Linked DNA regions of Homo sapiens: region 2 is linked to region 1. A link is a contact called in ENCODE Hi-C data. All regions are on one chromosome and are shown on one strand. Each heading gives the region's core, a stretch centred on a gene start or an enhancer-like site at or near the end of the contact. The rest is flanking DNA. Distances are from core to core; before and after follow the strand shown. Region 1 holds the start of CIP2A (cellular inhibitor of PP2A). Region 2 overlaps CD96 (CD96 molecule).

The links. Hi-C counts contacts between places; a loop is a spot of excess contacts on that map. Pooled maps may share reads with other maps.
Region 2: a pooled map shows a loop between it and region 1 (8-fold over the local background). The contact joins the enhancer-like site here to the promoter of CIP2A in region 1. A Hi-C loop is called at or near these places in 7 of 50 pooled maps.

The regions. Positions count from the first base shown.
Region 1 is chr3:108,585,966-108,592,657 of GRCh38, reverse strand. It overlaps CIP2A (cellular inhibitor of PP2A), which reads left to right and starts at 3,220. Exons shown (of 21, transcript NM_020890.3): 1 at 3,220-3,384. The coding sequence starts at 3,283. It overlaps DZIP3 (DAZ interacting zinc finger protein 3), which reads right to left and starts at 2,936. Exons shown (of 33, transcript NM_014648.4): 1 at 2,819-2,936. RefSeq lists an enhancer at 2,742-3,021.
Region 2 is chr3:111,607,909-111,614,600 of GRCh38, reverse strand. The region is part of intron 8 of CD96 (CD96 molecule); the gene reads right to left. Among named protein-coding and RNA genes, the nearest start is that of ZBED2, 16 kb to the right of the region's middle. RefSeq lists a silencer at 4,122-4,171 and an enhancer at 3,564-4,763. Within about 2 kb of position 4,245, at least 5 of the 41 ENCODE cell types and tissues checked have a DNase peak (open chromatin) inside an H3K27ac peak, as active enhancers do.

The sequences.
Region 1 (6,692 bases), core at 1,971-4,470:
GTGGGGCAAACATGGCTTACTGCAGCCTTGACTTCCCAGGTTCAGGTGTTCCTCCCATGACAGCCTCCTGAGTAGCTGGGACTACAGGCATGCACCACCCACACCCATCTAATTTTCTGTATTTTTAGTAGAGGTGGGGTTTCACCATATTGCCCAAGCTGGTCTTGAACTCCTGGGTTCAAGAGATCCTCCTGCCTCAGCCTCCCAAAGTGCTGGAATAAAAGGCATGAGCCACTACGCCTGGCACACCCTTAATACTTTCTATTAACTAACTCAGCAGTATCTGTATCTTCTCATTCATCCAACCTAAAAACTTAGTATCTGCTAGACTCATCCCTCTCTTCATGCCTCACATCCACTATCAGTCACCAAATCCTACCTATTTTACTTCATATATACTTCTCGAATTTGTCACCTATTTTGTATCTCCACCTCAATTATCCTGGTTATCCTTTAGAAGGTTCCAGAAAATTAGTGTCCCTCTTTCCAGTCTTATCCTCCCCAAAATCATAGTTCATTCAGCTACCAGAGTAATCAATCTAAAAACAAACCTGACTAGACCAGGTGCCAGTTTAAAACCAGAGATTGCCACGGACTTCAAGATGGAGTCCAAGTTTAAGGCTAATAAGGCCTTTGGTCATTGGGACCCAGACTCATCTCTTTTTTTTTTTTTTTTTTTGACAGGGTCTCACTCTGCCACCCAGGCTACAGTGCAGTGGCACAATCACACTCACTGCAGCCTCAAGTGATCCCCCCAACTCAGCCTCCAGAGTAGCTAGGACTACAAGTGAGCACACCCATGCCCGGCTAATTTTTTCATTTTTTGTAGAGATGGCGTTTCACTATGTTGCCTAGGCTGGCTCCAACTCCTGGGTTCAAGGTCCTCCTGCCTTAGTCTCCCAAAAAACTGGAAATTAAAAGCGTGAGCCACTGCTCCTGGCCTCCTGCTCCTTTTCTTCCCTTTTTGAGGCCTAAAAGTATGGATTGGTGTTTCTCAAATTAGGATATGCAAGTATCTCTGATTAAAAATGTCAAGACTTATCACAGCTAGAAACGATCCCTCTTACTAAACTTACAACATCAATTTTGGTGAAGATTTTTTGAGAAAGACATTTGATATTAATTACAGAAGAGAATACAAAATTTGTATGACTGCTTAAGTCAAAATCCAACAAAGATGGCACTGATAGCACGCAGCTTTGCGCATTACCCTGGGCCTCTGAATGGGGACGATGCTGACACATCATCACAGATGAAAAGTCCAACACTATCAAACTCTGATCACTTCATTTGCCAATGAGGCACTGACTGTAACACTGAGAACTTAATTATGCCAGATGACAGCTGACACTTTACATTAATTCATTTTTTAACCATCTCCAAGACCGTATAGGACCTCATCTCTACTCCTCTCCTCCTCGTTCTTTCTACACTAGCCACATGGCATCCTTGTTTCTGGCATACAGTATCCCACTTTAGGGTCTTTCTTTGCCATTTCCTCTATCTAAAAACCTTTTCCCATAGAATATGGCTCCCTTTCTCAACTCCTTGAAGCATTTCCCCAAATGTTGCTTTCTTAATGAGGTCACCTTCCCATTTCCCTTATCAATTACCAACATTATTCTAGAGTAATAACGTCTATTTTTCTCTTTATATCATTTTCCTTACTTATTTATTGTGTTTATTATTTGGTTCCCTACCAAAATGTAAGTTGCATGCCAGTAGTATTTTTGTTTTTTTCACTGAGTCTATTGTGTCTAGAAAAGTGCTTAGCACATTGTAGATTCTCAATGAACTACTTATTGAATGAACAGTCCTATGAACCAGGTATCTCCCTTGGCCAGATTTTACCTAATGAAGATTCTGCAGCAGTGAGAACTTGCCTAGAGTCACATCGTCAAAGGTGGAGCTAGAATCTGTAAGCAACCTGGCTCTCTACTCTTTACCACTGCTGCATGTTACTGCATGGTGCCTCTCATTTATGTGGTGAATTTCAAAAGTACTATTTTGTATGTTTCCCTTACTAGACAGTTCCCTCGCAGCAGGGGATACTACTTCATCTCTGTTCCCTGACTGGCAGTTTCTAACCCATGTTACACGCTCTATAATTGTTTACGGAATGAATGAAAGCATAAATGAACACACAAGCTACCCAAAGATTTTTACATGAATGTCCCAACTGGTTAAATCATTTTTATCTTTCAGATTTAAACTTTTATAAAAAACAAAACCAAAACACCAAACCTGTCTTCAAAAATCTAGTAATTCAAAAAAATTCTTTTGAAGTGAAAAAACATGATTTCTGATAAACGATTTAATTAAATGGAAATGTACCCTATTCTTACAATTTCTACATCCTGGTTTTTAAAGCTTTATTCGACGTTAGGAAATATTAAGCAAAAAGCTCCAAAACCAGTAACTGACTCGCTTCATTACATACACATGCAATAATATTAAGCTATCTCCGATTTAAAAAACGCAAATAATAGTGCCATTTTCGTAGACATCGAGAATTATAAAACAATCAATCATGCCAGAGAGAAACAGACACCTTCACTTACAAAAACTGACGCTAACGAGTAACACCCTCCGGAGCAATACCTGGCCCAGGGTCAGCAGGAGGTAGTCTTCTCGAATAAATGTGACAAATACTTTGGTCAGGGCATGACTAATTTGCCACATAATGCCAATAGGTTGACTCTGAGAAACTACCATCCCCGGGCAGAAGGGGCGGGTGTAGGAGAGATTTAAAAACGAGGCCCCTCCCAGGCCGCCTCAAAATCTAGGGCCCAAGATTCTTCTCCTCAGAGCTCCTCACCGTGTCTAGACTAGGGGCAAGCGACCATTTCTCAGGTAGAGGATGACGCACAAACGAAAAACTGGCCATCCAACATGAAGGACGAGGAAGCGCACGAAATCAGAGCGCACAGCTGAGTGAGGAATCCCCCTTCTCCTAACCGATTCCTCTCCCGAGAAATCGCGAGATTTCTCGCCTTCACGGGATCTCAGGCCGAAACCTCGCGGCCTCTCAGACGAGGGTGGGTTAGCGGGGGCAGCTCCCAACCCCCGTCCTGGACCCACAAATCACCTCGACCCCTGGCCCACCCCGGCCGTCACCGAGAACGGTCCCCTAGGGTGCCTAGGGACTTCCGGAGCCCGACCGGATCCGGAAGCTTCTGAGAGCGAGGGGGTGGGGCCGAAAATCAAAAAAAGCGCGGCGAAAGCTAAAGGCCGGCGCACGCTGGGCGGTGGTGGTCCCTAAGCCGGGCCGCGGCCGGTGCAATGGACTCCACTGCCTGCTTGAAGTCCTTGCTCCTGACTGTCAGTCAGTACAAAGCCGTGAAGTCAGAGGCGAACGCCACTCAGCTTTTGCGGCACTTGGAGGTGAGAGGCTCTGGGGTAGAGGACAGATGGGGCTTCCCCTAGCAATTCTTATTTCACAGTGAGGCCGAGGAGTGGCGGCCCCAGCCTGGGAAAGAAAGGACAGTCCTTCGATCCCTCTGTTGTCTTTTCGTACTGGTAAAGGCTAGTGAGTGTCGGGGTTCCGCTGGCCGCAGCGAGAGGCAAGAGCGCTCACTGAAGGCTCTAGGAAAAGCGGGAGTGGGGCAAAAGGTTGGGAAGTTCAGGTTGTTTCGAGTAGGTAACGGAAAAAGCTCGGAACTTTATCTTTTCCTTTGCTTCTAGTTTTGGTTTTTCTACGAAACCAAGCCCTCAATACACAACTATTCTCAGTGACGGAAAGTCATGATTAAAACTTGGTTTTGCCCTTCGGTAATCTATAATTGAATTTGTTGCTTACTGCTCTTACTTGAACTCGGGTTGAACTCAAACTTGAAAAACATTATTTCAACATTAAGAAGCACTTCCCCTTCCTAGTAAGCGTAATCCTTTTTCTTTACCAAAATACATTGCTTACAGTTTTTTAATCTTAGAATGCTGAATTGCCTTTTTTTCTATTCTAGTGATATGTGTCCAGACGATTCCGTTTGTTTTAGGATCTTAATCTTCTGCTTTCATTTGTTTTGCATTTACGGAATTCAAACTAACATTGACCTCAGTTTAATTTTTTTAAAGCTCAATTAAGGCTTATTTTAACTCTCTGTGTCACAGCTTTCCTCTGTTAAGGTAGAATTGAACATAATTTTAAAATATATTGTATTATATTAACCCTATGATAAAAGACTAATGTGCCAAAAATTTGTAAAATATTACAGGAAAAAAATGATTTCCAGTAGTAGAGCAACAGCAGCTGTTAGTGAAGCTGCTGTTGTATTAAATGTGTCTGTCTTATCTTGAGCTTCACTGGTGCTCCTCTTTTCCCTACTTCAAGTGCCCATCTCCTAAGTACATTTGTTTTCTCTTTTTCATTCTTTATTTTAAGAAGTGCCTGCAAACCTAATAATTAAGGTGTTAGCTGTTAAATGCTTAAGGCTTTGCTTCTGAATTAGCATAGGCTCCAGAAGCCGCAGAATAAGCAGGGCAGTCCGTTTAATTTAAAAATCGGGAGTTAAGCATTTTGTATGCTATTCTGAAGCATTACCTTTCTTTGAATAAACAGGAAGGTTGTGCACTGAAAGAGATTTAAGGCACAGGGGCTTACACCTGTAATCCCAGCACTTTGGGAGGCCGAGGCGAGCGGATCACCTGAGGTCGGGAGTTTGAGACCAGCCTGACCAACATGCGAAACCCCGTCTCTACTAAAAATACAAAAATTACCTGGGCGTGGCGTCTCTCTGTTGTCCCAGCTACTCGGGAGGCTGAGGCTGGAGAATCGCTTGAACTCGGGAGGCTGAGGTTGCATAAGTAGAGATCGCTCCACTGCACTCCAACATGGGTGACAGAGTGAGACTCCGTCTCAAAAACAAAACAAAAAAAAAGAGAGACTTAAACAAAATATGGGATGGGGTCTTTACTGTATTCCTAAACTTTCAAGGGGTTTACATAAAACTCTTCTACCGTTGTTGCAAAGGTATGAAGAGCACTGGCTTCAGGTTACTACTAAAAAGGACTTTTTGTAATTAAGAGATAAAATACATACAGAGCATAAAGTGCATTAATCTTAAGTGAAGAGTTTGATAGTTTTTAATATATAGGTACCATAGCTACCATATTGGTAGCTAACATATAGGTAGAGTAGCTACCACCTGTATCATGATACAGAACATTTCTAGCCCCATAGGGTTTCTTCATTGCCTCTTCACATAAGGTTTGGGTAAGTAGACTCATACAATATGTACTCTTGTGTCTGGCCTTTTCCACTCAATAAAATCTGTGAAATTCATGTTGCACATGTACCGCTACTTCATTTTTTTTATTATTGATGTGTAGAATTCTATTGTATAAGTGTACCACAGTTTACATACACTTTCCTGTTGATAGGCATTTGGGTTGTTTACATTTCTGGGTGGAATTAAGAATAAAGCTGTTGTAGACATACATTTTTTGTGGATATATGCACACATTTATATACTTAGGAGTAGAATTGTTAGAGCATTGGAACATATGCCTATATGTTCCGTTTTAGTTGAAACTGCCAAACAATTTTCTGAAATATGCCATTTTATCTTCCCACTAGCAATATGTGAAATTTACCATCACTTATCCACACCAACCCTTGATGTTTTCATATTTCTTAATTTTAACCATTTTGGTTGACAGTATTTGTATTTTTAATGGTGAATGTCTTTGTACAGACTTCATGAGAGCGAGATCTGAGTATGCAAAGAGAGATGGGTATCATGTGAAAGGAGATTATTCATTCTTCTGTACTTCTCCCACACTTTTATAGCCCCATGCAGAGTGTAGGCTTTGAATGTTTGATGACTGGCAAAGCTGAGCTAATCTGATTTTTAATGATGATGTTTCATAACACTAATTTTGTGTAGTGATTAAAAGCATGAATTCAGGAACCAAGCTGCCTAGATATGAATTCCAGTTGTGCTTCTTTACTATCAGTGTGTACCTCAGTTTACTCATCTGCAAAACAAAATAGTGGTACCTACCTTATAGAGTTATTATGAAGATGAAAAGAGTTCACATATGTAAAGTGCCTAGATCGATGCCTAGGCCAGAGTAAGTGCTGTATAAGTATTAGTTATTATTAAAATAAATTATCTTTGTTTTAAGAGATTCAGTATAAGTAAAGGGAAAACTTGTAAAGCAATTTTTATTTTACCTAGTGCATATAATTATTACATGTTAGACAATTTATGTTAATGAGATACAGGACCAATCCTATAGAGAATCATTTTTAAAACAGCAAGTGTCTTATTCTGGAGAGCTAGATTTATAAATAAGCAACAGGGTAATGCCCACAGTATTTCCTACCCCAGAATATCTGTTACTGGCATCTGCACTTTCATATTTGGACTTATTTTTTCTTGTATAGACTTTTACTTTAGTAATGTTAAAACACTCCTTGGGAACAGATAATGTGAAACTCTTATCAGCAAAGCCTTAGAAGAAAAACTGATGTGGGTGAGAGAATAAAGGGAGGATACAGAAAGGAAAGATTAGAGGGATGCTAAAGCAGCCTGCTTAGGCTTGATCTTATTAAAATAAGTATTCAGGACAGAGTTAGTCTTATTCTAAGGTAACTAATGGTTTTGCCATCTTTGTAGAAAAGATATGCTTTGTAATAAATACATCCATAAAGTATGTTGAAAATTCATGCTTTGAGACAACTGCTTTTG
Region 2 (6,692 bases), core at 2,996-5,495, 3.0 Mb before region 1:
GAGGAACAAAGAAGCCCCCAAGAGGAGCTGACCTTCAGAAGTTTAGAGGCTGCAGAGAGAAGGAAGCAGAAGACCAGAAGAGAGGCATGGCCTGCACCAAGGGACAGCAGCCATAGGACAGTCAGGGATTTCTGAAAAATCTGCCAGAGTGCCCCATGAAGTCAATATGGCAATTTTTATTCTCCTCATCCAGAGGACACCTAAGTCAGATTACATCCAGCCTATTAAGGAAGTTCCTTCCTTACCTACCTCTCCCTCTTCTTCTTACGCCATTCCCCATAAAGAGGGACCCAAGCCAGCAGCTAGGAGCGGAGGAGAGGATGAAGCCAAGTCAGGGAATCAGAGACATTCCCTGTCTCTTCCCTACCCCCACCTCACATATCCCAGCGTTTCCAAGTTGAGTTAGAGCCACACTTGGGGGAAGGAAGAGGAAAGAAGTTCTGGACTAAATTAACTTTTTTGAGTTTTGACATTACATTTGACAAGAGTTTTTAATTATTGACACAGGTCTGTTCTTGTGGCTGAAAAGGACCAGATGACATTTATTATATGGAAATCACCAAAAAAGCCAAATAATCTGTCTGAAATTTCTTTTAGAGGCCAAGAAAAAATTATTCAATATATCTCATTTGAACAGAGAAGAATGGAAAAAGTAAAAATTATTCTTTGCTAACCTACCGGTTTAGCTTATTTAATCAACCAAGTACAAAGGTAAAAGTTATTTGTAAGTTTCAAGCTGCTGGTTAACTTATCTGGTTAGTCAGACTCTGCTATCTAAGGTTTTGCCTTATTCCAATGTAAAACTGAACCTAAAAATTTAACTTATTGTCTCAAATAGAAATATTTCCATTGGGCCTTTCATTCTATCACTATAGCACCTATCGGCATAGCACAGACTTAGACTTAGCCATCTAGTTTCTGGACAAATGTGTAATTGCTCTCCATCAATTCACCTGCAGCACAAAGAGCCTTTAAACACAGTAGTGACATTAACTGGACAATATAGGCCTTCAACTACATCTAAACACATTTGAATCAGCTTCATCATTTGAATCAGCTTCATCATTTGAATCAGCTTCATCAATCTGTGTGGTCAGGATAACGTGGGCACTGACCTTCAGCCCAGCATAAAGGAGACATGAGGTGTGAAACCTAAACCTAAATCTAAACCCTGCATAAAATTTTTCTCATGTGGGAGGCAGATTGTTTGGGGCATGTGCTGACTAAATGGGGAATAATAATGTGTATTGCTGGATTACTGGTCCAGAAAGGGTTTCAGGACTCCCTTGGGGAAGATGACAGTAAGCAGGACAGAGCTCATCACGCATCATGTGGTGAGCTTGTAGATACTCAATAATTATGAAATAAACTGAAAAATAGGTCAACTGATAGCTTTTACCCTGAGGAATCTCACCCCAAGGGGAGTAACTGAATAGATGAATACCCAAAGTAAACTAGTCATCAAGAAGGCTAACCTTGACTTACAGGTGACAGATGTAGAAAAAAGAAAAATCCTTTTAACAGTCTGCAGAATGTTGTGTGCCCCAGGTGGAAGGTGATGAAAAAGATACAATAAACAGAATTTCCCAGGATTCAAGGAAAAGCATTGGAGTTTTGTATGGATTCTGTAGATTCATATCTACAGTGAGAATTATATGATAATAGTGTTGATGGCGGGGGTGGGCTACAGATGCAGGAGGGGTTTCTCTAATTTATTTCCAACTGAGGAAATGTTATCTTCACTCTCAGATGCTGCATGTCTCAGGAAAACACTGGTCTGAAAAAGGGAGAGATTAATATAAGCATAGGTGTCATGTTTGACCTTTTCCTAAGACCTATAACAGCTTCACACTAGAAGGGATTTATTCAGTGTCTAAAGACATTTATTCAGCACCAACCATGTACTCTTTGAGGCAGCAGGACTCAAGGTCTGAAGTCTGTCTGGGCTCAATACTGGCTCATCTACTTTCTGCATGACTTTGGGTGAGTTATTTAACCTCTTTGTGCCTCAGTATCTTCATCTGTAAAGTGGGATAATAATAGTACCTAAGTAATTGTGTTGTTGGGAGGATTCAATGAGAAAATACATTTACTAGTTTAGAACAGTCCATACACATTGGAGGCAACCAACAAATATTAATATTATTGCTTAGTATTATTATACAATCATGGCAGTTGGTAAACATTTTTATGTAATTGCTAGGGAAAAAATGGAAAGGTCCTTGTATGATTGTTCTCTGAAAACCTTTTTAGTCCCTGTATTTAGGCAGACAATCCTGGTGAGCCTCTGTTGCAGCACTCTCCATTTCTACAAATGCCCATTCTAGTTCAGATCATATCATTTTTTTAACCACCTTCGTGATCATGGAAAACAAACTTAAACCACTTTAAATCTATATCATTTAGTCTTTTTTCTCCCTGCTCTTGCAACTATCACCTACCATATACATAACTGCTGTTTTCCTGACATTTTCCCACATACAAAAAAAGCCATAGTGGCTATTTGTTGTTCAGATCACAGCCCCGATTCATAGCCCATTAGTTGACGTTTAAACACAGTAGTGACATTAACTGGACAATACAGGCCTTCAACTACATCTAAACACATTTGAATCGGCCTCATCAATCTGCGTGGTCAGGATAACATGGGCACTGACCTTCAGTCCAGCATAAAGGAGACATGCTGGGCTGTGGGCTATGAATTGGGGCTAAATGAGTTGAAGCTCATCTTTACCTTGTTCCACCCCACCTAATCAACCCTTAGCCCTCTCCCAACAAGCAATGTCAGAACTCCTGCTTGTCTTCTCATGTCCTGCACTCATTTTGTTTTACGCCTTTGCTTATGATGCGAATGTGAAGATCCATTTCTCATCTTTCTTCCACCTGAGTCAGTATTTTCTTCCAGACCCTGCATGAAGACTTCCCTGATCCCCCTTCCTTTCCCCCAGCACTCACTGACTTTTCTTACTTTTCAGCAGCAGATACATGTTGATAAAGGCAGAAACTATTGGACAGCAATTGAGGCACCTGAATACAGGCATGGCATGACTAGCAAAGGGGTCAGAAGTTGCTATCACAAACAAATCACTGGAGCCTTCTCACTGTCTTGCAGACTCTCTCTGGCGTTCCCCTGTTAACACTAGAATCCAATGCCCCTATCAACTGCCGAATTTCTGATTTACTTTCTTCTAATCTCATCTAATGACATGTCTTCTGGGTTGATCCCCCACCATTTCTGACATGCTTACTCATAAATCAGTAGTTTTGTTGCATCCCCTGGTCAGTTGCTTCCTTTACCCTGTGCCCCTCAATGTCTGATCATCCACTTGCCGAAGATCAGTTATGTCTACCTGGGGTGCTGGCTGAGGGTTAGAGGCAGACTGGACCTAGTGTTTTACTCTAAGTATCCAGGAATAGAAAGACCCAGATAGTGAGGACCAGCTAAGTCCTTAGAAAGGGCTTAATATTAAAATCAACATCATCAGGTCTAAGGGTCATGTGCAGACATAACAATAGGAGGCAGAGCCAAAGGGACTGATGGGCAGTAAAACAGGAGGCAAGGCAAGTGGGTCACACAGGATCGTAAGCTCTGTAAGCAACAGGAGCCCTGTCTGTCTTGTTCATCACTGTATCCTGTACCTCAAAAGTCCCTGACACATTGTAGGCGCTCCATACTTATGAGTTTCATGAATAAGTGTCTTGGATGATTGCCACACCGGGTTGGCATCTCTTAGGCTACGTAACTCTTAGCCAAATCATAGCCAGTGAATTGAAAGGCACAGGGCTCTCTCCTCAAGGCGACGGAAACTCCTGAATTGTGTCTGTACAGCCCCACCCTGGATTCATCAGTTGTCTCTGATTGTTCCACATGGACTTGTCTCATCTTGCCACTTAGCTTGTCAGCCTGTCTTCCTTGAACTGCGCTGAGAATGCAGCTGGGACTCAGCAAACACGAATTGGTTCAGGTTGAATTGAGCTGGGCTTCCCTGGATAACTCTTACAGTTTGTTATGAGTTATTAAGTTCTCCTCCCCTCATTAAAGAATATTGCTTTCATGACCTTCAACATTTGTTTAAAAAATATCCTTTCATCGAGGAAAAAATAAGAATTGGATGCTTGCAGCCAGACATGCAGCTTCGTAATGATGACTGGATTATAAAGCTCATTACATCTTAGAATTCGGAATGAAACCACAGCCTTTGAAGTTGGTTTCCGTGACATACTTCATCTCACTTCCTTTCTTCAAAGAACATGCAAAGGTGAATCCTACCAGCTTCTGAGGCAGGAAGTCATCGTGTGATTTCACAATTACCCTCCAGTTTGCCAAGGCAAAATTTGGATTTTTCAATAGTAATTCAGTGATTATTCCAAAAAGATAAGTTTATTTAGACATAATCTGCCACTGGTTTAACATGAGTTTTATTGACATACAAAATCAAACAGAAAATTATTCCAAACATAAACTATTGTTGCCATCTTGACAGAAATCCAGATTTGATTTTGTAAAGTAAGAGATACCTACTGTAATTACACCTAAGCCTTGATCTAAAACAAGTCTTCTTGGCCTTGGCACTATTGACATTTTGAACCAAATAATTCTTTGTTGTGAGGGCTGTTCTGGGCTGTGTTGTACAATGTTTAGCAGCATCCCAGGCCTCTATACACTAGATGCCAGTAGCACCCTCCTACCCTCATTGTGACAACCCAAAATGTCTCCAGGCACTGCCAAAGGTCCTCTGGAGTGGCAAAATTACCCTGGTTGACAACCACTTATCTAACACAATCCTCAGGTCCAATGTGGTGGAACCTTGTTTTACGGAGGTCTTTTGAGTCTGCACAGACTTCCCAACTACATCGTCTTAGTGTGATAGTAGATCAGGTGGCATTTTTCCCCCCTGCTTTTTAAACAAATATGGTACTTGACTGTGCTTTCTTTCCTTCATTAATACTAAAACTATATTAAATTGTAGGCTTCTGAAGTGTAACAACTGCTTTCTTTTGCTTTGAATTTTGTCACAGAAGAATTGTGTTTGTAAGCACTGATATAAGCACTTAGTGTATGTAGACTAACCCCATAAAAATGCAACTAGAAGAAATTCATGTCTGCTTTTAACTAGCAGAATATAAATGCCATGAGGACATTTTTTTTTTCAGTTTTGTTCATTGCTGTATTCACAGCACCTACAAAGGTACCTGATATATAGTAAGTGCTCAATAAATATTTGATGAATAAATAATACCACTTTCTTTCTAAAATAAAGTGGAATGAGGTCCTTCCCCCATTTCATAAAGGATAGCATTTGGAGTCCTTAAACTGGGGCTCAAGGCTTTGTTTACTTTGCATTTTCCAATTTTCATCCCTGTTTTTTTGGTACACAATACCACCTCTTTGATCCAAACTTATCTACTGATGCTTTCTCAAATGCCCATAAACATCTTTGTCACTGCACAAATGCTCACTTTGTTTTCTCTGTTTAGAACGTTCTTTCGAGCTCTCCACTGAGTCAAATATATACAATACATACTTCAAAGGTCAAGTTATTTCATCTCTCCCGGGTAACATTTTCTGAGCCCATGAACTCACAAAGAACTTTCAAAGTCTAATACTTACTGGTTTGTACCTCTCCCTGGGCATTTTAATTCTGTAAGGTACACCACCTTTCATCTTAGTATTTTGAATTATTATTTTTATGTGTGTATACCTTCTCTTCCAAGTAGACTGCAACCTTTCTGAAGGCAGAAATCTATTTTTATCTTTTTTCTTTAGCATTAAATAATCTATTAAATAACATCTACATAGTGAAGGAACATTATTCTTATTAATTATTTCATTCATTCAGTTAGTTATTCAACTAATAGTTTTTGACTCTCTACTCTGTGCTAGGAGGAAAAACAAATACGGTTCCTGTTCTCACGATATGTTTAGACCAACTGGAGAAAAAATGGTGTCTAATGTGGTGAGAACTAAATTTGGTCATAACACTGTGGTGTGAATGCAAAACACTGTCACTTACTAGGTATGTGATCACTTAAGCTCTCAGTGTCTTAAAGTCCCCATCTGGCAAGTGGGAACAATAATGCTTGCTCTGTCTACCACTCATAATAAAGATCAAACCACATTGCCTTTTATTTACAGACACTTCTAAATGACAGGGTATGGTGGCTTTAATTTGTTCACAGATTCTTTGAGACTTGGAGCCTAATTCTCATCCCCTTGAGTATAAGATGGACCTAGTGACTTACTTCTAGTAGATAAAATAAAGCAGAAGTAATGACATGCAATTTTGGAGACTAAGCCATAAAAAGGCAATATGGCTTTTGACTTAGTCACACTGTTTCTTGAATTACTTGGTCCAGAGGAAGCCAACTGCCATATTGTATGCAGAGCTATAGAGAAGACCATGTGCTGAGGAACTGAGACCATCTATATGCTAGAGCTTAGAAGCAGATTCTTTAGTTCCAGTCAGGCCTTCAGATGACTGAAGCCTCAGCCAACGGTGTGACTGCACCTCATGAAAGAACCCAGGTTAGCACCTTCCAGCTAGGCTGCTCCTGAATTTCTGACCCCCAGAAACCATATGCGACAATATATGTTTTGCTAAAATTTGGGGCATTTTTAATGCAGCAATGGATAACTAATACACAGGATACTAGAGAGATTTAAGGTTTTATTATTTTTGAATATGCTAATA